Linked DNA regions of Homo sapiens: regions 1 and 3 are each linked to region 2. The links are chromatin loops, found by intact Hi-C in ENCODE. Cell type or tissue: endothelial cell of umbilical vein. All regions are shown on one strand.

Region 1 (8,000 bases), 150 kb after region 2:
CTTCAAGCATCCAGAACTGTGAGAGGATAAATTTCTCTCATTTTAAGCCACCGAGTTTGTGGTAATTTGTTCCTGTAGCCCTAGGAAATTAATAACATATCTGAACTACAGCAAATAATAAACATTGAACCATCAGTATGTGCTAGACATTGTACTGAATACTTTATTCAGATTACCTGATGGAATCTTATTTTGCTGAGATGATTGTCATATACTTTTAAAATGAAAACACTAAGACTTTGAGGGGTTTTATAAACCCAGGTCATACTGGTAGTAATTTTTGAAACCAGGATTCTTAAAATATCAGTTGGACTTAAGAGCCACCAAGCAAGTTATCTCTCAGTCATTCCATCCACTGCTGAGCAATTCCCAGAAAATGTATTTTCAGCTTTAAAATTCTCGAAAAACAAAACAAAACACTTTTTGTTGAGTTCAGATTCATCAATGGATCAAGGATTCCTAACCCAGATAATACTTCTTGTTCCTATGTTTAGACTCCTTGGTCTTCTGTGAGCCTCTGAGTCTTTGGGCATTACAATAACTTCATTTTGTTTCCATCTATCCTAATTCTTTAGGCTTTGGTATCTAAAGATTTTTGTAATCTCTAAAATTATTTTACCCAGGGACATAAGTTGCGTGGATGGTTTAAAATACACACACTTACACAGATTTGAAGTCTTGGTGAAGCAATATGCAAAATTGTAAGCTTTTCTAATGATTCTTCTTAATTTATTATAATGCCTTTGATGGAATGCAAATCTGCAACGTGGAATTTCTGCTGCTTGTAAAAGAATAACATTGCTAAGTTTAATTTTTACGGAGAAATATTGACAGCATTGATAAAAGCTTAAAAATAGCTTTATTGTTATAGTTGTATATATTAAAGGTGAATGCATTGTCAAATGTCCAGGTCACTCACAATATAAATGTGTATGTGGTGGGACCCATACATTGGTGGTTCTGTAATCCAATCATAGAAAATTTTTACTGATTACCAATTTCCATATTCTGTCAAATGCTTCAAAAATTCCATTTTACATTTGCATATCTATTTGTTTCAGATATTTCACCTATGGGACTTAAAGTTTCTGAATAGGTCAGTGAGGCAGAATTTCCTCTTTTTGCCCTCTATCTCTGACTTGTGTTTGGTGCTAGAAAAATGCATTAATTCGAAATACAGAAAAAAAAACTATTTATTGAGTGCCTACTATTGACCAGGTATTATTTTAGATATTGAAAATATAACATTGGAAGGAGTTCAGTGCATATATGCTTATATATTATTATATATCAATATACATGATTATATATAAATTTATCAATTATATTGGAAATACCAGGATACAAGAGAAAGAGTAAAACAAAATTGTAGTAGGAAATATCTTGTAGATAATATCAGTGATTTCAGATCTAAACTTTCATGCCTCATGTTTTGAGGTCTAACACACTACTGCCCCACCGCTCCCCCCCCCCCGCAAAAATAGAATGAAAGCTACAAATTTGCACCACATATGTAATTTTAAAATTTTTTAGTAGCCACACTAAAAGAAAAGAAATAGGTAAAATAGGTAAATGGCCATATTTTATTTCCAAAATATTATCATTTCAACAAGCGATCATTGTGAAAATGAGATTTTTACACCTTTTTCATTCTAAGCATTGAAATTTCAGTGGTATTTTACACTCATTTCAGACTAACCACATTTCAGGTTGCTCAATAGCTGCTTCAAGTAGCTAGTGGTCACTGTACTGGACAGCACTTATCTAATGCCTTGATTGTTTGCCTTGTCTTTTCCATATGAAATGAGAGTATTAAGTAATTCATATCTTTTTTTCCTCACACGCTGCAAATAAAAAAATGAGGAAATAGGCAAATTGTTTTCTCAACTATTCCAATATAAAAACAAAATATAGTTATTTATTAAAAGGTCTTTCTTTTAAATAGAACAAAATGTTTAAAGCTTACTTACGGAACATCAGATTTGAGCACCTGTAGAAGATAATAAAATCTCTGATATATTCTCTTTGAAAATAATTGAGGAAATAATATTTTCTAACTTCAGAATTTTAAAGAGAAAGCAAACGTATCAATCTGGGCAAGGCTTCAAAGAGGCCATGATATGTGCCTTGAGAAATCCCTTGGCCATCACCAAGGGGCTATTCTGTCTCTTGGAGCGGCTCTGCAGAATAATTTTACCGTATAATCTGTGACTGTTTTCATTCCGATATCATTCACATAGAGTCTTAGATGACAATTTCTCTTTTTCTAGGGAAAAATTTAGTACTATTTTATGCATAATGTAAGTTGTGTTATTACCAGATTTTTAAAGGAAATAGGTTTTTGAAACCCTTAGTTTCATTTTATTCTTGAGTTCTGATAAGTTGTATACATTTGTTAATTAAACATGACCATGAAACATAGCAATAAAATCTGAAGAATGGAAAGAAAGATGGAGTTACTTTATAATTTTGTTTCTAATATTTTGTAAAATCATTTAAATATAAGATGGACTGTATTCAATTTCAAGTTTTTATTTTGGAAATGCACAAATCGTATAAAATATTAGGACTTTGGATCCAGGTCCCACTAATATTGTGAGTTTCCTCATTATGAAATGGGAAATACTACCTTTTCTGCAGAACTATTGAGAGGATGAGATGAAATAAATATGTGATAAATAGTATTGTGTAGCTATTACAGCAGGCTCTCAGTAAAGGTTAGTTATCCTTTCTTCTCTACCACAATTACTGCTTCCTTTTGTTTTAAAAAATTCAGGTTCCTTCTTCAATCTGAAAAACAGCATGAGAAACATTTTTCATTATTGCATAAGGAAACCAAAAAAAGAAAAATACAAATTCTGTTTAAAAAATAATTCACCTAGAACAATATTCTGTACCTATAATTTACATAGAAATATAAATATATAAAGGAGATGTGCAAAATGAGATGGATTTAGGTTCTTGTATTATGACTGAGTTCAGGAAGTGGTCAAAAAATTAAAAAGACATTTTTTGTAAAGAACAATACTGCTCTTTGCTAACAGAGTAATGAAAAGATAAACTCACTGAGGAATAAAATCATAATCATTATGGTGTTAAAATAGATGATGTATATTTTTATTAAGAAAAGTACAAACTAAATTGTTGTTTACAATTATTTTCAAACATACCTCTAATATACCAGTGGTTAGGATAGTATTTTAAGGTAGTTAAGATAAAATATTATCTCTCATTTAAATTGCTTAAACCCCCTTCACTAGGACCTTAAATGCCCCAGTAGGACATCTTAGCATAACTAGATGTTTTCCATCTTTTAATTACTATGACTAATTTTTTACAGCTGAGTTACAAAACCTTGAAAATAATGAATATGGTGACACATTCTTAATTATAATGGTGCAAACAGCACCACTCTGATACAGTGTGAGGCTTACATTGAAAAGGAATTTCCCTGGAATTGAAGCTCCTCTGATTGCTTTCCACATCACGTTTTAAACAAACACTGTGATGCTTTAGCCATGACTTGGTTGCCTAGGATACACAGTTAATGTAGCCCTAAGATGCTGCTACTAGTTAGGCTTTGAGGCCGTGTCTGTAAGTGCTGCACATAGCTGCTTTTAATACATTAGAAACATTTATGTAACAGGGACACTTTGCGGCTGGGTTCGGGGTGGGTAGTTGCAGTTTCATTCATGAGATAACCAGCTGTATATTTCAGTAGTTACAGTGAAAATAGTTATTTTTATTTTAGTTTAGGTTAGTTTTTCTGTGAAAGAGGCAAAAAGTGACGGTTTTTTAAACAAATGCAAAATTGATTCAGTGACCTAATTCTAAGACACATTCTCAAAGAATTAAATTTTCATTGTTGAAGAACTGGAAAAGGTAACTAGCTAAATTACAGTGAGTCATTTCTACAAGCCTCTTCATTTGATAGTGACTTTTATTAGTAGATGTTTATTTAGTCTGTGTGGTAAAACATATCAGTTTATTTTTATTAAGATATTTGAAAGTTTCATGTATTATAAAATTATTATGATAATAAAAATAAACATTAGCAAGATAATGTTTGTAACAGTAGTTAATGAGAGTATTGGTGATGAACCACAGAAATATATACAAATATGGTATGTACAGATTATACCTTTTATATCAAAAATTATCTTTCAATTTTTATAACAGTACATTTTTAATGTTTTTGGTTTAAATACGAGATGGAAATATAAAGCTGGTTATACATTTTAGCAAAACAACTTAAATCTGGTTTTAAAAATCAGTAGTCTTCTTGCTTCATTCCTATGAAAACTTGAATTGTCTTCTTGGCTGATTGGAGTTGTTGAGTGAGTGGGAAGATCCAATTTGAACCAGCAGGTGGTGCTTGAGTTATAAATGCATTTAGAATAGATATTTTTTTGAAAATCTTGCAAAACTTTCAGGAATGGTTGTTCTTATTTTCTATTTTATAGGGGTAATTACATTTTAGAAGGAAAATCTCATTTAGAGCTTCTGAATTATCACTGGAATTGATAAGCTTAATGCCTTTTCATTCCTTCTCTCTTTCCCTTTCCCTTTTCTCTAATCATTGTTCCCTTTTCTGCAGTAGCTTTCAGCAGCTGTACTGTCAGGGAGGAAGGATACACTCTTTTCTCCACAACAGAGGGCCTGGGTGGTGAAAGTGGAAGATACTGTTCCAGGAGAGCTTCAGGCATATTGCCTGCAAGTGTACCACTTTTTCTCCTGGGTAAGATTCAAGGAGGTTCCTAACTTCACCTTGAAATCTTGGTGCATGTTTATGACACCACTTTTCAAGTTCACTCTTCTGTATATAAACCATTTTTGCTGTGTATTAGAATGCAGCTCTCTTAATAGTGACTAATTTATTCAGTCTTCAAAAATGCATATGGTCCCAAAGGTAATAAAATTATGGCCTTTGACATTTGTCACGGGGGAGGAACACTGTTTGTGTAAAAATTCCTGCAAAAAAGCATTGTCCATACCACCAAATTCAACAAGAAAATAAAAACATTGTTTGATGGATAGTGCATTTTCAGTTTAGATGTACTAAATCTAGTGAATGAGCATAAAACCTAAATGACTAGGTTTTATGTCATTTGACATATCAAATGACAAAAGATATAATATTACCGGTTATCTAGTGTTACTTCTTTCTGTGAGCACATCAAGTAGACTTTGCGGTTATATTTTAATTATTAAATACTAAAGCTAATGAAAGTCCTGGATGTCTGCTATTCCTGCAGAAATAATCAGAAAGCATCTTATAATTACATTTTTTCATTTTAGGAAATTCCTTTATTGGTTTTGTTAATAACATTTGGTTTTATAATATTGATGGCTTTAGAATTATGATCATGTTAAGGCCTTAGAGCCTAATTTATTTGGCTGATCACATTTCTGACATTTTAGTTCAAGATAATAAACACTGTATATTCCTAAAGTGACATGCATGTTGTGTTTTCAGTCTATTGAGAATTATATCAGATAATTAGATTCTGTGGATAATTCTATTTTTTTTTTTTTTTTTTTTTTTTTTTTTTTTAGAAACAGGGTTTCACCCTGTGGCCCAGGCTGAAGTGCAGTGGCTCAATCATAGCTCATTGTAGCCTCAAACCCCTGGGCTCAAGTCGTTCTCCTGCCTCAGTCTCTCAAGTGGCTGGGACTACAGGAGTGTGCCACCACAGCCACCTAATTTTTTATTTTTTATTTTTTGTAGAGATGAGGTTTCACTATGTTGTCTAGGCTAGTCTTGAACTCCTGGCCTCAAGCAAATCCTCCTGCTTCTGCCTTCCAAAGTGCTAGGATTATGGGCATGAGTCACTGCACCTGGCCTTATTAATTCACTAGTAACAAGCAATCTGAATAAATCACATTTTTCCCCTTAAGAAACTCTTTTTCTTCTATTTTTCCTCAGTAGGAATTTTCCCTGACAAAGTTAATATCTTCAACAAATTATTGCAATTGCTTTTTTCTGAACTCTGACTCAAAGTGATCAGGACAATTGGTATTAGCAACGGCAGAATAAAGAGCATGGAATAATGGATCTTTTCTTAGATTATGTACAGGTCTCCATCTTTATGACTAATGTGGCACAACATTCTTCTCTGCAAAGGTTTTTCTTTTTCCTTTAAGAATTAAACTTAATGCAGTATTTGTCAGTTATAAATCCAGCTATGCAAATAAGGGTCCACTAGGACTCTGAAGAAGGGAATGAACTTCAGTTGCCCTTATGAGCTCTATTAATTTGCATGTCCATAGTAATATTCCAGTTTCCAGGTTCCTGTAACTATGTATGGGCATAAGATACAAAAAGTAAGATGATTCACTCAAATTCCAACTACTGTTTTAAAAAGTAACAACCAAAATGCAAAGTTCTAGCAATATTTAGTCCAAAAAGTGAATATTTTGTTGTTTTAATACGTGGGAGTTTATTTTCATTCCTTTTCTCCCTTGCACATGGAACTACTGAAACACTTTTATTTTTTCCCAGTACATCTTTGGCCACTTGAATTTATAGAGAAGAGAAGAGCAATGTAAAATACTAATGAAGCAATTCTTTCTCACATTTCAGACTGCTGCAAATCAAACTCAAAGGATTAGGAAAAAGACCCTTCTTACAAGTTTATAAGACTAAAATTTCTTACTGGTTCATGAAATACATTTAACTTCTCATTCTTCTGCAACATAGAAAGCTGTTGTCAGCTGGCTGATTTCTTGCATACCAGGCCAACTCTTCTGTCTCAAATCTGCATAGAGATAAGTTTGGAGAGGAGCAGAGTCCCTTTGGGGATGAAATTTGCTTTTGCTATTTTTGTTATTCCTTTTTCACAGGAGGCTGTGTAATAATTTTCTGCCTAGGGTCTTGAAATAACATTAAAGATTGACAATTTGGTTAGACTTGTCACTCTTAGGGCCAAAGTTGACTCATATTGCACAAGGGACTGGTGACATTCACATAATTTTTTTAAAATACCTTTTGCATATAAATATTATTTTTCCAATTACAGGTGGCATTTTGAAATGCTTTTTTGTGTTGTGAGTCATTCAAACATGTTATAAAAATATATATTTTATCTTTGTATCTTCATGCTTTCCTTGAGGGTGATTTTGGTTTTTGGAGTAGCTCTTAGAAACCTCTTTCTCAGGCAGACACCAAGCAGATGGAAGCACAGAAAAGTTGGAAGACTTCATGTTTGGGAGGTAGGCACAGACTGAAGGAAGTGGATGCCCTAGGTTAGAGACAAGATAACAGCATTGTGAGAATAGAGTAAAAATGAATTCAGCTTGATTCGTTTCTAGCTTTATGTTGGCTACTTAATACAGTATATAGAAGTGAGAATGCTTTCTACCTACCTTCTTTTCTTTCTCCTTTCTTCCTTTCTCCACTTCTTACTCACAGAAGTGAAATTGCTGATTGATTTCTGTGCGTAAGAAAGGAGGAAATTTTTCCCGTCCCCCACTCTCCTTCCACCAGTCCTACAAATGTGATCACTAAGTTTAGGAAAAACATATGCACAGTTTGTGTGTAATGTTCTGGGAAGCATGAAGTCCAGGGGAATATGCTTTACAGATGGCTATGCAGAACCAATATCAAAAAAAATGGAGGGGAAATATAAACATAGAAGGGGACCAGAACATAGTTGTAAGATGAGATTCAGCCTTCTGACTTGTTTTTTATTTCTGAACAAAAATTGTTCCTTTGTGACTTCTGATGAAGTCCTCCATCTTTTTAGAAGGGAGGCTTGGAGAGGGTTGCAGTATGAGAAAAGAGCCATTGCAGATAAAAAAAAAATAATTTTGTCTTGGAAATTCAAGTACCTACAAAATATTAAAGGTGCTAGTAAACCATTAAAGTGTAAAATAACCTTAAAATCTAAACCCAATTCACTTACAATATGATTATGACTTCAAAGTAGAAATATATATTTATATTTTTCATATACCTACCCACTAATGTTGGCCAAAATTGATCATTATTGATAAATTAA
Region 2 (8,000 bases):
CTTATCTTTCTATTATCAAAGGAAATTAAATTGGCATATCACTATTTCCTTATCACAAATCTGTTTTGGTTATTTCCAGGAAATCTATTCAGAATAGTTGAAAATTGATTGTTTGACAATTAACTCAAGCATTTTTCCTGAGTCCAGGGTGCATTGAATAGTATTAACTGCTCAATTGAGTTATAAAAAATGCCTTTTCTAATATTTGGTATCTCTTTTGCATGGATTATGAAATATAATGCCTAGTGATTGTGAAATGAGATTTCCAGTCCCCATATTTCATATCAACAAAGTCTTCTTATTTGAATTCACATACATATTTTAAATACTCTGGGTGAGTTTTCTTTCATGTTGTAATTTCAGCTTATGGCTACTCTGGCTTTGGTAGTTTTTAGTTAACTGGTCAGACTGAACATGATCAATCAGTTGATTGACTGTTTCACAATTTCAGAGGCCCTGTTACTATTTGTGAGATCAAAGGAAAATACAAGAAAGAGCTAGTTGAGGATTACATATATATTTTTTTCAATTTCAACCATATTTTCCCATTTAGGTGGTAATTTTTGCTTCCTAGCTAGAATTTCTAATATCAATTATAGAAGTAAATAAGCACCATTCCATTTACACTTCTTAGAAATATTTAGTAGTACAGTTTTTTAAAAAAATCTCCATATAAAAAGCACATTATGAAATATTGATATTTCATTTTTTCAGACTTAATTAGAAAATTTTATAATATGGTAAAGATTCACAGGAATAATGTAGTCTAAATCTTTAATTTTAATAAAATATTTAAAGCATATAAACAATTTATATAGTAATATTGTAAACACCCATGTACTCAAGATTCAGGCTGAGAAATAGAGCACAGTAGATACAGTTGAAGCTTCTGGTGATGCCTTTCCAATTTCATTTACTTGGCACCCTCCCCACAGTAACCTCTACCCTGAATATCATGTTTGTCATTATCATACATGTTGATATATTTTGCTGTATATAGGTATGTGATCAAATATAATAGATGTAATTATTTTACCTGTTTTTGAATTTTATATACAAATATCATCATCCTATAAGCATCTTTCCGCAACATCCTTTGTTGTTGTTGCTGCATATTATATTTTTTGAGATTCATTTATATCAACTCAAGGAGCTGAGGTAACATTCATTTTTCTTGTTACCGTTTCTACTATTGCAGTATATGAATATTCTATAAATATTTTGTCCAGCTATTTATCTGAAGGTGTTTAGATTATTTCTCTCTCCTACTGTTTTTTTCTCTTTCAAATAGTTGTGGAATGAATAGTTCTAGGAGTGGAAAAACTGGATTATAGGACATAAAAATGTTCAACTATTGCTAAACTGCTCTCTGAACTTGTACTATCATATACTCTCTGTAATTTCTTCACATTTTCATCAATATTAAGTTTTGCTGGACTTGTAAATTTCTGCCAATTTCATGACTGGGAAACAAAAATCTCATTATTTTGAATTGCATTTCTCTAATAACTAGGGGGATTGAGGACCTTTTTCAGATGCTTATTGGACATTGAGAATCTTTTTCTGTCAATCAACTATTCATTTCCTTAACCCATTCTTTCCTATTATATTTTTTATCTTTTATAAGCCCCTTTATGTACTTTGGATAGTAATCCTTCTTTGATTATATGCATTGCAAATATCTTTTATGAGTGTACATTTTGATTTATATAATTGCTTTATTTTAATATATCAAATTTAATATTATTTCTTTATGGACTTTGGCTTTTTTATGTTGTTTAGTAAACCTTTCTGTTCTCATCTACCCAAAATCATAAAGCTATTTCCCTCTAAATGTTGTAAAATTTTGCTCAGCATCTTTAGGTCTTTAACCCACCTTAACATACATACATGTGAAGTTGCAATCTTGTATTATCATTATTTCATATGGCTAATTCAGTGTCTGAATATGTCATCTTCCCTCAGTGCTTTCTGATGTCACCAGTTATTTATCAGGTTTCCACAAATCCATGAATATTTTTCTGGACTTTCTATTCTGTTCCATTGGACTAGTTTCTAGCCCTGAACCACATCTGCATTGCCTCAGTTACTGTTATTTTATGTTAAGCCTTAATAGTTCATATTGGAACTTCCTGAACCTTTTTCTTCAGATTATTCAGATTATATTGATAATTTCTTACCCTTTGCCCTTGCAAACACATTTTAGAATTAACTTTTAGGCTTCCACAAAAAAATTGTAGTAGATTTTATTAATAATTACATTACTTCTATAGATTAATTTACCATATTGATTCTCCCATCCAGGAACATGTATATTTATTGATTTATATGGGTTTACCCCTTAGTGTTAATAGATAAATTAGCCGTGGGCCAAAAAGTGATGGCCCAAAGTCACATAGCCAATTAATAGCAACACCAGTGGTAGAAGAAAGGTCTTTTGACTCCTTAACACCTTGTACACTAAAAAGGCTTAATTATTTAGTCAGTTAAAAAAGAGTGTCTTGGACTGCTTGCAGCTACAGAACCCCTCACAATGAAAGAGAATTCAACTTCTCTAGTTTACTAGGCCCAATTTGTGTTTCAAGCCCTCAAAGTGTGATTAGAGCGCTTGGGAAAACAAAGTCCTGAAATTCCTTGCATTGACTCTTTCTCTGGAGCCTGTCGGAAATGCTAGGGGTAATCTTGAGGTCATTGAATTTAAAAGCATTCAGGTAAGCAACATTGAGGCCTATGTAATGACTCTTAGGTCTTGTTCTGTGACCACAGGCTTACAGGAGCTATCACTTGCTTTGCTGAATGAACACTAAAAGTCCCAAATGAGTAAGAGATTATCTAAGAATACACACACACACAATCATATTCCTTTAAAGGAAATAAAATTTTAAATGTTTTTCTAAAAGCAGCATATCTCAGGAAGAGTGAGGCTTCTTTTAGGTCGATAGTTATTAAAGAAACAAATACAATTGCTTTGAAATCACCGAATTGCCTCAAATTGGCATTTTAGCTACTAACTGCCATTGGGGAAATTTTTGTAGACAAAAAAAAAAAAATAGAATCCAGAGGAGACAGAAACACAGAAGATTCAGTCTTTAAACGTAAAACAAAGAAACATCAGATGCTGTATTCAAGTAGTCATATACTATTCATGTTAATTGCAGTTCAGCCTTCTTTAACTACTGCAGTAGCCAGTTATCTAAAGGGGCAGAAAGAAAAAAAAAAAAAAAGGTGAGGAGAGGGGATGGGAAAAAAAAGTGAGATCCCTGCAATATCGCCTGGAGCCACTAGGGGTATCTTTGTACCATTTTTCATCCTGCACCGATTTGGAGTAGAAACCTATATTAGGGTAAAACCAGGGTCCTCGGCATTTTTTTTTTTTTTTTTTTTTTTTTTTTTTTTTGCGAGGAGTGCACCCAGAATCCAAAAAAGATTTTTTAAAAAAGAAAGAAAGAAAGAAACCAGAGTTTTTTTTCAGTCACCCGAACAGGGTTATGAAATTGTTCTTCTGGACATCAGCACCGGGAATTCATTTTTGAGGTCAATTTCCAATCGAGATAAATCTATTGGATTAGTAGGATTATCTGATTGCAGCCGAAAGAAGTAACGTTGTTTGATCATTTGTATTTCTTGCCTGATGGTCGGATTTACATGGAGGTGGCTTTGGGTCCCCAGGATTCTGGATCGTGGTTGCATCTGGAGAGAAAAAAGGATCAATCGACACGTTTTAGAAGTGTCCGTGGGTGAATAAAAAAGGAGGGGGGGGTGCAAAACTGGGGTTGCGGATGCTTAAAGCAAAAAAAGAGAAAAGGAAGCGTCTTGAATCCTGGAACAAGAATTACCGGGTGCTCGAGATTTCAAAAAAGCGTCTAGAAACTGGTAAATACTTGGACCATTTCAGCTTGAATTTGACGGCGAAGTGTTGTAGAGACCGTCTCCTTGAATCATTGCAAAGGGACCGGGGAAAGATGAGGGGGCTCCCTCTGTGGATTTATCTTGCTGAGGGTAAGTTTGTGGCTCTTTTATTGGGAGGGGGCTGCCAGGGTTTTGTGCCACTGCGCGGAAGGTGATGCGGACGCGGTGCCTGTGAAATGGAGAGAGAAAGGGGAATATAAAACCACCTCGCGCATCCCCGGGGGGATCGCTAGGGAGCTACCTAGATCGAGCTAAAAAACCTTGTTTTTGTGGCGTCGGTGGGGGAGCCAAGCAGCTCTCCAAGCTCTCAACTTTGCATTGAAAATCTCTCAGTTGGGAGACGCTTCCCAGATCCAGTGCTTTCTCCTAGCAATACTTTAAGGAGAGGAGGCAGCGGTGCCTTGGAAAACCTGCATGTAGAGCGGAAAAGCCCAAGTAGAAATCGCTGGTGCTTCGGCCGCCGTTTCTGCGGCTGTCGTGGCTTCTAGGGGGATATTTTGCAGGGGGAATTGGCTGTTTTCATGTTGTCTCCTCCCCCACCCCTCTCTTCCTACCCCTTCCCGCTTCCCGCTTCTCTCAACCGGACACTAAAGGGTTACAGGGTCACTGCACCGGATAGAGACAGTAGAAGTGGGTGGCTGGCCACACATGTTGTCTTGTAATTCACTTGCACGACTTTCCATAATACAAGTCCGAGGTAACTTTCTTCGAGTTGGAGCAGCCCAGGAAGACGTTGCAGGCTTTTTGCCGAGGGCCCAGGCTAGCGAGTGCGCCAGGCAGACGGCTGCATTTCTGATGCATCCCTGCCCTGCCTGCCTCGCCACTTACTGGCTTTTCTTTCCAACTGAGCGGTGCGCGCGCGTTCCCAGACATTTTCTTGCAGCTGAATTCAGGAATTTTTTTCTTTTTTTAAGAATTTTGTAGCTCCCAAGAAAAACTCATCTTTATTTGCAGAAGGAAATCAATTTCAGCAGCTATAATTAATCACTCAAATCAGTGAATATGAATTGACTCAGGCAACTAAAAGTTGCTTTGGAACCCAGAAAAGCATATTATTCTGAAGTAATTTTGGAGTCCACGTAGCTTCAGAACAATTGCATACAAAGAACTGATTTATTTGAGGGATGTATATAAATGTGTTCAGTAGGTTAACGAATCTGAGACTTCAACATCACAATTTTAGTTGGCTTTTTTTTTTAAAGCCAATTCGTTAAATTTTAAACTTGTAGACATTCAAATGCTTTGGAATAAAATGGAGATAGATAAAAGATAAAACATACATTTTGTATGTTCTAATCTTTAGAATAAAAGTGTTACCTTTTTTCAGGGATTTCTGGTTTACAGATTATGACTGTATGCAGATACCTTTGTGGTTTTACCACTGAAGTCTGTGTGTGTGAACTCATCAAAAGGCAACTCTTCAATGTCATCTGAAGCACACTCATTCTCTAGTACTTTTTTTCAGGAATTCCAGATACATGCGACGTTCTGACTATTAAAAGATTAGTCTAACCAAACTTTCTTCCTGGATTTGTGTGTGTATGTGTGTTTCTGAAATCTAATTTTGAAGCATGCATGTGAGATTTGTTTTCTAAAGATGAAATAGCAAAATATAAAACTTTTGTCTCCCAGGAATTCTAAAGTGGAAAAGGTAGATATTTCTTATTTCAGTAGACGTTGTGTAGGCTTATTTAGAGATTATAGAAATAACAATAAATAGTTTCTACAAACCCAATTGTTAGTTTTAAGGCGATATCTGAGAAGCTAGGTTAGTCTCTTTTTACTCTGCTATAACCCAATTGTTAGTTTTAAGGCGATATCTGAGAAGCTAGGTTAGTCTCTTTTTACTCTGCTATAAGTCACGTGGTTCACGTGCAGACTGAGAGTAGAAGAATGGATGTTCTGTGTATTGGCACAGTCTAGCCACTGATCCTAGCCACACTGTCTAATAGTATTTAAAATATTTTCAAAGTTTAAACGGATTTTAAAAAGACAGCTAGCAAATATCATTAAGTGGTAATAGCAAATAAGTAATGAAGGTGAGTGGTAGGTGGGTTGGAATTTCTCTTTTTAAGCTAATAGAGAATATGGCTGTTGATATAAAAATAGATAGATAATTTGAAACATGAAAAAGAAGGTCCTTTTAAAATTGATTTGCATATTCCAAAACCATTAAATCAGTAGTCATTGCATGTGCCATAGTGTTAAAATGGAAGACTTAACTGAATGTGCCTTTGTAGTGCCTGGAAAATACATTTCTGTCAGAATAAACAATACTTTCTACTCCCCTATTATATTCTCTTTTGTCAGTTAAAATGAAAAGGGAGAAAGTGACCTTCTCTTTGTTATAATCTACTTGGAGGGGCTGTATCCTTTGTTTCTACAAGCAGTACATACACAAAACTTTCAGTAAACTTTGTAGGTAGTAAATCCACTTTGGAAAGCCAATAACAATGGAAATAAGTATATACAAAACTACACACCAAAATTTTTTAAAAAGTTGCGGCCAGTAAACGAAGAGCAAGGTACCCAGTTAGATAAATGCTCTCCCTAATAGAGTGGATTGTTCTAGGAATTATTGAAAAACCTGAGGAATTCACTTAGAAAATTAATTCCATTTAGCTCCATCTTACCCAATACATGTTTTTGGTCCTAATTATTAAAAAGAACATGGTAGCCTTGATGAGTTGTGAATTTTCTATCAGAGTAACACAAAATGTGGTAGTTTGGGGTAAAGAGATGGAAGCTGTCAATTAGCCCTGGAAATCTGCAAGCACAGTTTCTGATATAAGTGACAAGAAATAACATTGGATTCCTCTAAGCTTATCACTATGTAAAAACTGATGTTGCATTCACTGGAGTTTTGCTTGACAGCTGCACCTGTCCCTCAAAAACCTTTTATGTGTTGCAACTGGCCTAACATTCAGGAAAAGCTAACACATTTGCTATAGATTCTTTCTATGATTTTGAGATGATTAACTACATTAAATGTTATTTTACATTAAAAAGAAGTTAGCAACACACTCTTAATTAGAAGCAAAGTGATAAGGGCAATTATTTTTAAATGACTTGTTGAAATTTAACACATGACACTTCCAAGTGCAAATCTTCCATCTCTTTTGCTTTATTGAGAAATAAAAAAGAACAAAAACCAACTTTCAATTAATTTAAAATTCAAGTTTTTGACATATTGAATTTGCCAAGCATTGAAAAATATCAAATTTGTGAACACTCATGATGAGTCTAATGTTTTTATTGCTTTTTAAGAGATAATTTAAAACATCATGAGGTAGCTAACCATATAATCCTGTGGGATAGCAACATTCTGTTTCTAAGAAAATGATTTCTAAGAAAAATGATTCCTTAATAGTAACCCATTTGCTGGTCACTTTTGTTCTGTTATTAATGAAATAATGTTGATAATGTCAAATATTACTATGTTGGTATAAAATGATCTGAATAATCTCTGCCTTCAAGAGTCATCCCCCAAACAAAGTAAAATCAAACAAACAAAAATCCCCACAGCCATTTGGTAGCTAACCTGTGTGATAGAGAATGACTGTCAACTCGAAGCTTAAGTGAAGTCAGGGAAAACTAGTGAATCATTCCAGGAGTTTGAAATTATTAGACATTAAACTTTTGGGGGATTTTTATATGAATTCTTTTTATAACAGTCAGTATAATCTCTTCTGTGCCTATTTCCGTTGCATGTGAGAGAAATTCTAGTCAATGGCAAAGCGCTTCACTGCTGCCATTACTGCAGACTTTATAGATCAGAGATGTGTCAGCATGTTAGCTTTAGCAGTAATGCCTCTTTTGTGTGAAACCTTATGGGCCTTGCAGGCAGTCTGTCATCCTGACACTCATAAAACGTTCAAGTCCCCATATTTATTATTTAATTTTCTTCCTATATATAGCAACACAGCACTTCAATATATGAATGTGTAGTCAAAAAAATGACAGGCAATTGTGGATGGGACTAATGAGTTTTAATAATACACATATTAGGGACCGCTAAAGGAAGTTTAATTAAGAAAAACAAGTTGAGCATGAAATTCATTTTGGAACAAATGCAAGTTAAGTTACTACTA
Region 3 (8,000 bases), 420 kb after region 2:
CACTGGGCAACATCAATACGAGTTTCTGTATGGACTGAGCCATACTTGAGATTAGCCAAGGAGATGGCTATGGCTAACCTTCACAGTCTGCAAAACCTCCTGGCAGGCCCTCTTGTTCTTACTGTTTTATGAAGGAGAAAAGTAAAGCCCAACAAGGATACATAGCTCTTCGTGTGTTACCTGTTAGTGAGGGTCACAGGCAGCCTTTCCATCCTAGACAACCTGCTTTCAAAGCAGTCATTCTGTTCACCTCATCCATTGCTGTTTCGTTGGCCAGGTTCCCCATTGCCATATTACTTTGGGAATCAGAACATCCTACTTCAAGGGAAGCTTTTCCATTCACATGGAATTTATCCAAGCTTACAACACACTGTTACAACTTTAGGAGGAAACTTCCATTTTCTTTGAGTGTTTAAGTAGAGGAGGTAATTCGTAATGTTCTGACTTCCCTTCAGCATGTGGCTCAAATAAATTAAGAAGAAACAATAAAATGTACCTTCAATGTCAGGATTCACTTGATTATGTGTATCAAATAAAAAACATCACTTTTATTAAAGCCCAAATTATGATACTTTCATCTCTTCCTTGCCCACTAGGAATTTAATTGCCTAGAATTCAGTTGTTTCAGTCTTCAAAACATTGCCATGTGTTAAGAATTAAGTCTACTTACACTGCTTTCTTCTCAGGAGGCAATAAAATGTATGAGACTTTATTCTCATAAGTCTACTTGCACTGTTTTATTCTCATGAGGGAGTCACTCCCTGTTCTATGACTGCTCCTTTCAGGATACCAGTGGTCATGCTGATTCCAGTTATCTCAAAGCTATCAACCCCTGAAATATTGGTGTGATTCGGAGCTCTGCACATTATTCACTTACATGCACCCTCCAACTTCATGCTGAATGCCATCACTTGGGTCTGAAAGTGTTATTACCCATTATAGTCTAATAAACATCCTTTTCAAATAATTCCTTCACCTGCTCATCTTCAGTGTCTAAACTCTTAGCCGTAGTCGCACACACCAACAAAGGAAACACACTTACTTCTATAAGGATCAGCAATAATCTTCAGGCATAGAGCATGCTTTCTCCAACTTAGAAACTTTTCTCTACAGGAGTTAGTATCTCTAGAAGGACAGTGAAACTCTAGATGCTCCATAAAATAACCTCTTTGTTACTTGACAGAACAGATGAGCTCCTTAGAGCTACAATTGAATAAAAGTCTCATCCATTTTCAAAGAAGATGACTGCTTATATTCTCATAATAGAAGGTCTTCTTGGTGGTTTTCCCAGAACACAAGAACAATTTGCCCCAAAATGATTTCAAGGAGTTTTCAAGAAAGCTTTGAGATGATATTTTTTTTTTCCAACTTCTACTCAGCAAGGCTTTAAAAATTCTAGGACTGAATTTCATTTGAAGTACTTGGTCATAAATAACATTAGAGGAGTTCTAGGAAATGATTTTACCTTTGATACCTCTAAATATATGTTGTAAAAAACCAGAAATATAATTTCAACCGTACATCTTGTAATAATGGGAAAATTGCTGAGACTTAGATGATACAAATAATGGAAGTTTCATAGAATATGTTTGGAAAAAAATACTGACCTTTATTCTCCAACCACCACTTCATTTTTAACAAAGTCCTAATAACATTTTGGGAAGCTACTTCTTCATTTGCCTGCAGGAACAATTTGTAAGACAAAGGCATCAGTTTCCTTTCTAGTTATACCACATTTTGCCCAAAGCTGGTATTACCCAGTGTGACCATTATTTTATTCACAAAAGTAGCTTCAATTGACCTTTCAATTGAAAGATTCTAAAGACCTGAATCCACCCTTGAAGAGTGAAAACATGTTACTAATAAGTAAACTGGGCAAAACATTTCAAAGTACAACAGCATTTTCAAAAGAAGAGTAAAAATTTGCGTTAAACAATGTAGTAACTGCCTGAATTTCTAGAGTCATTAATTTGAAGAAATAACAAACAGGTTTTTTTTTTTCTGGTATAACTAGATCTTGCAAAGCCCATCAAAGCAAAGAATCATAATAAGGAGTTACGTGGTGGATACCTTAAACATTTTATTATTTTGAAACAGGCAAGTACATATTATTGTACCAATCTTTGATGCAAGACTGAGTATTTTCGTTTGTGACTTGGTCCACTGATGATGGTTCCTCTCCTTGTTTCTCATCTATAATACCCTGACTACAGATTTCCAGGTTCCATTTTTTTAGTGTAAAACCTTAAAGAAAATTTCTCATCAGGAATTTCTATTTATAATTTTTGCACCTTCACATCCAATTTACAGCAACTTGAATTTTTCCGTAACATTTAACTTAGTTTTCATAGCAAATGCTCTATTCACATTCGTTTTCATCTTTATAAGAAATAATTAATTTATATATGTAACAAATTCAACTGGCATAAACAATGTCAGGAATAGTTTTCGCAAGCAGACAACTCCAGGTATGGAGGCAAGGTGAGTTGATGAATCAGAGCGAATCCTACCTTCTTTTGGATTCTGTAGGTATTGAAAAGCAGTCAGTAGGTTTTAAAAAGGTAACAGAGAGCCATAGTTAATCCAGGAAGTTGAGTAAATCAAGGTTAGTTAATAAAATTTTAGTATTTTAATTAAGAAATTATCTTTGCATCTTGTGTAATGTGAAATGTATAAAGCATCAAATGTGAAAGTCACACAATGAGGGCAAGAAGGCTTTACCATCCTTTGCTGGAGGATGGTAAAGATGAATTCATGAGGTTAGTTGAACTTAAGTAATGGATAGATTTAAATACATACATGAAATGAAGAGAGAAAAGGTAAGACTTGACTTCTTCATTGTGACAACATGTCCATATCCAGACATGTGTCAGATTAGCAGTGGGCCAGAATTAAATTCTGCTGAGTGGGCAGATGGGTGGACACTGGTCTTCTCCTGACTTTCTCTGAATCCCAGGTTATCCCGGGAGCCCAGTCAAGGACTCCATGTGTATTGTCTATGGTGTGGTACTCCAGCTGAGTGCACACTGCCTGTTCCCCACCCACCTCCACAGACAATTCAATTCTACTTTGCATGTTGGGTGCAAATGAAAGATTTAATTGTACAGAGAATGCATCAGCAAAAGACTTTTGAAAAAACATTCTAAAATATTTTTCATGGAGAGAAAGGGAAGAACAGATGAGAGCAAAATTGAAATGGGTTTTTGAATTGCAAAGCTAAAATTTTCTGGTTTAATTTCAAAGGTCTGAGGTGACCAGAAAAGTGTTGGGCTTGCAAGACAGACTAAACACTGAGAGGGTCAGCGAGAGGGAGATTAAATGACAACTCAGTACTAGAGTTAGAAACAGATTTTTTTCTTTGAAAAAAAAAAATCAGAAAATTGGGAATAGAAGTAAGTTTTGGATAAGAAACATAAACTCACCTTTAGATCCATTTAATTTGGTCAATATTAATTCAGCACCTACTCTGTGTCAGGAATTGAAGTTAAGTCATTATGTGATAAACTTCCAGAATGCTTGCAGTCTTGAGAAAAGATCAGTAACTAAAAGTCTACAAAGTAAAATGTATTGTAGGGGTTAAGAGGATAGTCCCCTGAGTCAAAAGCAGACATATATTGGTTTATATTCTGCACCCATGCATCTCTGACCTTGTTTCCTCATCAATAGAGTAATATGTACCTCATTACTATATTTTGAGGATTAAATAAAACAGATAATCCATGTACAACAGTTAGCTGAGTATCTGGCATATGGAAAGCATTGGTTAATATGATGATGGTGGTGGTGACAAGGAAATGGGATGATGATGATGATGTACAGCAGTGGTCCTCAATGTAATTTTGCTTGTTAGGGGACATTTGCCAATTTCTGGAGATGGTTCATGTAAAAACATCTTATAATGTACAGAATAACCTCCAAACAAATAATTTTCCAGTCCCAAATGACCATAGAGCTGCACTTCGGAAACTCTGATGTAGAAAGAAATGCTATGACATGGATAAAAAGATGCCATAGAAATATGGGAGTCATGGATGAAAGTAGGAAAAGTTAAGGTAACAGAATCACCTAGACAGATTTAAAAAAAAAAAAAAAAACAAGATTAGGGCCCTACTCAAAGGCATGAGACTCTTATGGGGAAGGAGGTTGAAATCAGTATTTTTTTAATTTTGAGATGGAGTCTTGCTCTGTTGCCCAGGCTGGAGTGCAGTGGCACGATCTCAGCTCAGTGCAGCCTCCGCCTCCTCGGTTCAAGTGATTCTCCTGCCTCAGCCGCCTGAGTAGTTGGGATTACAGTTGCCCACCACCATGCCCGGCTGATTTTTGTATTTTTAGTAGAGATAGGGTTTCACCATGTTGGCCAGGCTGGTCTCAAACTCCTGAACTCAAGTGATCCACCCTCCTCGGCCTCCCAAACTGCCGGGATTATAGGTGTGAGCCACCATGCTCGGATTAAAATCAGTATTTTTTAACACTTAAAATGTTAAGTGAATCATTTTTACTTAATGACTTGTAATCAGTAATTACTGTAATCCATATTTTTTAACACTTCCGGGAATCAGTCTTTTTTTTCTTTAATACTTCTCAGATGATTCTAGTGGTACCACAAGTTGAGAACTGCTGCCCCTCATGAAATAGCTAATAGGTAGAACAATGTATGAAATTGACCTTTAGTTTGTATCTCTTGGAAACTGACAAATGTTAAAAACCACAGTGAATTTCTAGTGAAATTTTTTTGCCTGGCAAAGAAGTCATTCTATAGCACCCCCTGGGGGAAAAAAAAATGGAGGGAAAAGTGGAGGTAGTAGTAAAACAGACTGGTGCTGCTCCAATTTCTCTTATTTGTGACTTTGTTAGGGTCAGGCAGCTGCAAGCTATTCATTGCAAGTAGAAATTCTTTTATACTTGTAAGTGAAGATTTTAAGCTAGGTCAGGATAAAGTCGTGAGTAGTCCATTTATCCATCAATTGTCAATGCTTTAGCAGAGAGAAATTAGAGAAGTATATAGATGACTTCAAAGGCATGCAGAAAAGAGTTGAGAATCATACCAAAGGAAGATAGCAGAAAGTTGAGGATGAGTGAGGCTGGGTGGCAATGAGTTAACTAGAAACAAGCTTATCTTTGTTCAGAGAGAATCTCACACTTTGAGGTGGAGGAGCTGGAAAAAAAGAAGGAATAATAGTGTTTAAAAGGAATAATAGTGACATTATTCAGAAGAATAATATCAGAGGGGCTATGGACTTGCAAGAAAGTGACTATTGCAAAGGTTATTTTCTTTTTATGAAAATAACTTATTTCACTTTACCTGATATATTTGGCAGGCATTATTTGAATTTAATTGATAGCTTCACTGAAGCAAAGTTATTAAATCCTTGTCAGTTAATGAGTGGTCCATGGACCAGTAGCATTAGTATCACCTGGGAGATTGCCGGAAATACATAATATGAGGCCCGCTAAAATACGTAGGTGTATTGTACACACATTAAAATTTAGAAGCACTTTTGTAAATTATGGAGTCAAGATATACATTCAAACCAAATGATCTGTGGAAACTCTTTATTTCATATTCTAAATCCTGCTTAGCCTGAAAACAAGTTTAAAAGATTTTAATTCAATAGATATATTTTTCTACAAGAATAAGAAAGAATTTTTAAAAACTCTAACATATCTCTCTCTGTATATTTCGGTGTACAAATAGGATTTGTTTTTATTTTAAAGAAAGATGGAAAATTAGACTCTTGAGGAAAGGACCTTTATCTATTTTATCTGCAAATCCTAAATGATTAGATGCCTTCCCCTGGGTTAATATGATAAGGACTGGTATTTTTTTGCAATTGAATGTATCGAAATAATAATAATTTTCAATGCAAAACTCAGATTTCAGAAGTACTGTAGTCTATAATCAAAGATTATATGTGATATGTAACGCATTTAATCAGATTTGTTTGATGAAAGCGTACTCTATAGTGGTATCTATTTTGCATGAAATCACAGAATCTTAATGCTGGAATAAACTTTATAAGTGAGTTAAAATAATCCACATGCAGTTCTGCAATTTCTTTTTCCATGTCTGTGGATTGGGTTTTGTTTTTCAGTGTCACTTAAAATATGGTTCTCTGAATTGAATCGAGCATCAGATCCACAAGCAGTGATCACTTCCAGTGATCTGGAATCTGAACTTCAATTTGTGTAGCCCAAAGATTCCTGTTAGCTTTGTTATTACTACATCTTTATTAACATTAGTTAGAATCATTTAAAAATTATATTATTAATACAAACTATCAGATAATTTCCCATGAATTCTTGCTAATAGGATTCTCTACAAAACTAGGCTTACACAATTGATATTTTGAAAGTAAAAGCCTGTTTGTCAAGTTATCCGTTGTGTAGATTTATAGTAGCTTGTTAGTATTTGTCAAGATAATTTTGAATCTTGATTCGGTCACTTCTTGCAACAGCTATCATTCCATGTTGTGTAGTATCTTCAAATTTTATATATCTTTTTTTATCCTTAAGTAACTGACCCAAATGGTCAAACCCAAGGTTGTGCTCTGCTAAAACAAAAACATTCTTGGACTCTCATTTACTAATATAGTAATTCTATTTAACGAAATTAGATAAATGTGGAAGAAGAATCTCTGTGGATCTATGTTGGCTTCTTTTTAGTTGGTTATTTTCTGAATGCAAAGATGATAATTTGGTAAGCAATTGGAAAAACAATATTTCTTCTTAAACTTTAAAATGGAATAGAAATTATCAAAATGTAAAAGCATCAGATTAGCATCTATTGTTTAAACAGAGTAAAATGTTATATAGAGAGAGAGGATGAAGGGTGGCCAGGTACAGTTACTGGGAGAGTCATAACAATGTCTTAAATTACGTTCGTGTTAAATCTCAATCATAACATCATTTTACTATAAAATAGATTTTATTTAATTAACTTCTGATTTTACAAGTTATATCTTTATTACTTCTGCAGGAAATGATAAAAGCCTCTAAAGATTATTTGATATATTTAAGATAACAAGTCCGTCTGGGTCAAATCCAGTAATTAATATTTCCCTAATGAAAATAAAATGAAGATTTCTTCTTATTAAATAGTATTATATGCTATCTTCATTTATTAATGTGACTTTGCCTCTTCAATGTACCTTTTATCCAAGGATATAATAGTCTTATAATTTGATCTCTGTTTCATTGATGAACAAACTGGGATATCAGAGGTGTAATGATTTTCCTTGAATTGTATGTCCCATTAATTATGAAGGTAGTTTTATTATAATCTATGACCTCTAATATCAAATGTTTAGTTCCATTCCTTATAAAGTTGCTGATGATCCCTTTAAGTGTTACTAATTGGAAAATCCATAATTTCTGGGACCTCGTGTGTATTGCTTCCCATTGTATCTCTAGATTCTAATGTAAGTGCCTGGCATGTAGTAGGTGTTCAATAAATATTCATTAAATGAATGTACCAATGAAATGTAATATATATGACTCTGTCATGTAGGAAATCCCTGCTATTGTTAAGTTCAAATACATAAACTATACTTACTCTGTCAACTTGTTCCTGTCCTATTTCTTGTGATGAGTACTCAGCATAAGCCCTCTGCTGCATCTGTGCTGATCTCAGTTTACACAATCCCACAACCCCTTACGAGCAGACACAATACTGTGTTCATGCATGCAGTTGCTAAGGTTTTTCTTGCCACCTTAATTGAACTTTTTTTTTTTTTACCACAAAACTAAATTTATATAGAGAAATAAAAGAAGAGCACTTAATATATGTATTCCTGAGTGAGGTGCCTGGGGTCTCTTTTATTTACTAGCTATGTAACAGTAGATAAAATATGTCGTCTATCTGTGTCCTGTTTTTCCCGTCTGTATGATGGGGATTATATCTACCTCATTAGATTTGTAAAAATTAAATGATCAAATAGTTAACAAAGTTATCTTTATTCTTACATTTTCTACTATATTTAAGACCTTGTTTATGTACTGTA

Evidence for each region. Hi-C counts contacts between places; a loop is a spot of excess contacts. Peaks named below come from ENCODE experiments on the same cell type or tissue, not always from the same donor. Only the 100,000 strongest peaks of a DNase experiment are listed, where the experiment ranks them.
Region 1: a loop joins it to region 2, with 7 times the contacts of the local background. A loop is called at or near these places in 5 of 110 quality-filtered maps.
Region 3: it touches region 2 in a loop (12-fold over the local background); 8 of 110 quality-filtered maps call a loop at or near these places.

The regions. Positions count from the first base shown.
Region 1 is chr3:173,728,860-173,736,859 of GRCh38, forward strand. The region is part of intron 3 of NLGN1 (neuroligin 1); the gene reads left to right. It overlaps LOC105374225 (a long non-coding RNA gene), which reads right to left and starts at 7,065. Exons shown (of 2, transcript XR_924728.4): 1 at 6,986-7,065; 2 at 2,517-2,790. In endothelial cell of umbilical vein, a CTCF peak has its summit at 4,361 (motif pointing right); a DNase peak (open chromatin) is centred at 4,362; H3K27ac peaks cover 411 bases.
Region 2 is chr3:173,581,036-173,589,035 of GRCh38, forward strand. All of the region lies in intron 1 of NLGN1 (neuroligin 1), which reads left to right. Among named protein-coding and RNA genes, the nearest start is that of NLGN1, 190 kb to the left of the region's middle. In endothelial cell of umbilical vein, a CTCF peak has its summit at 3,298; DNase peaks (open chromatin) are centred at 3,286, 4,186, 4,316, 4,406 and 1 weaker place; H3K4me3 peaks cover 1,463 bases; H3K27ac peaks cover 1,101 bases.
Region 3 is chr3:173,997,978-174,005,977 of GRCh38, forward strand. All of the region lies in intron 4 of NLGN1 (neuroligin 1), which reads left to right. Among named protein-coding and RNA genes, the nearest start is that of NLGN1-AS1, 81 kb to the left of the region's middle. In endothelial cell of umbilical vein, a CTCF peak has its summit at 4,811 (motif pointing left); no DNase peak of the experiment used is centred here.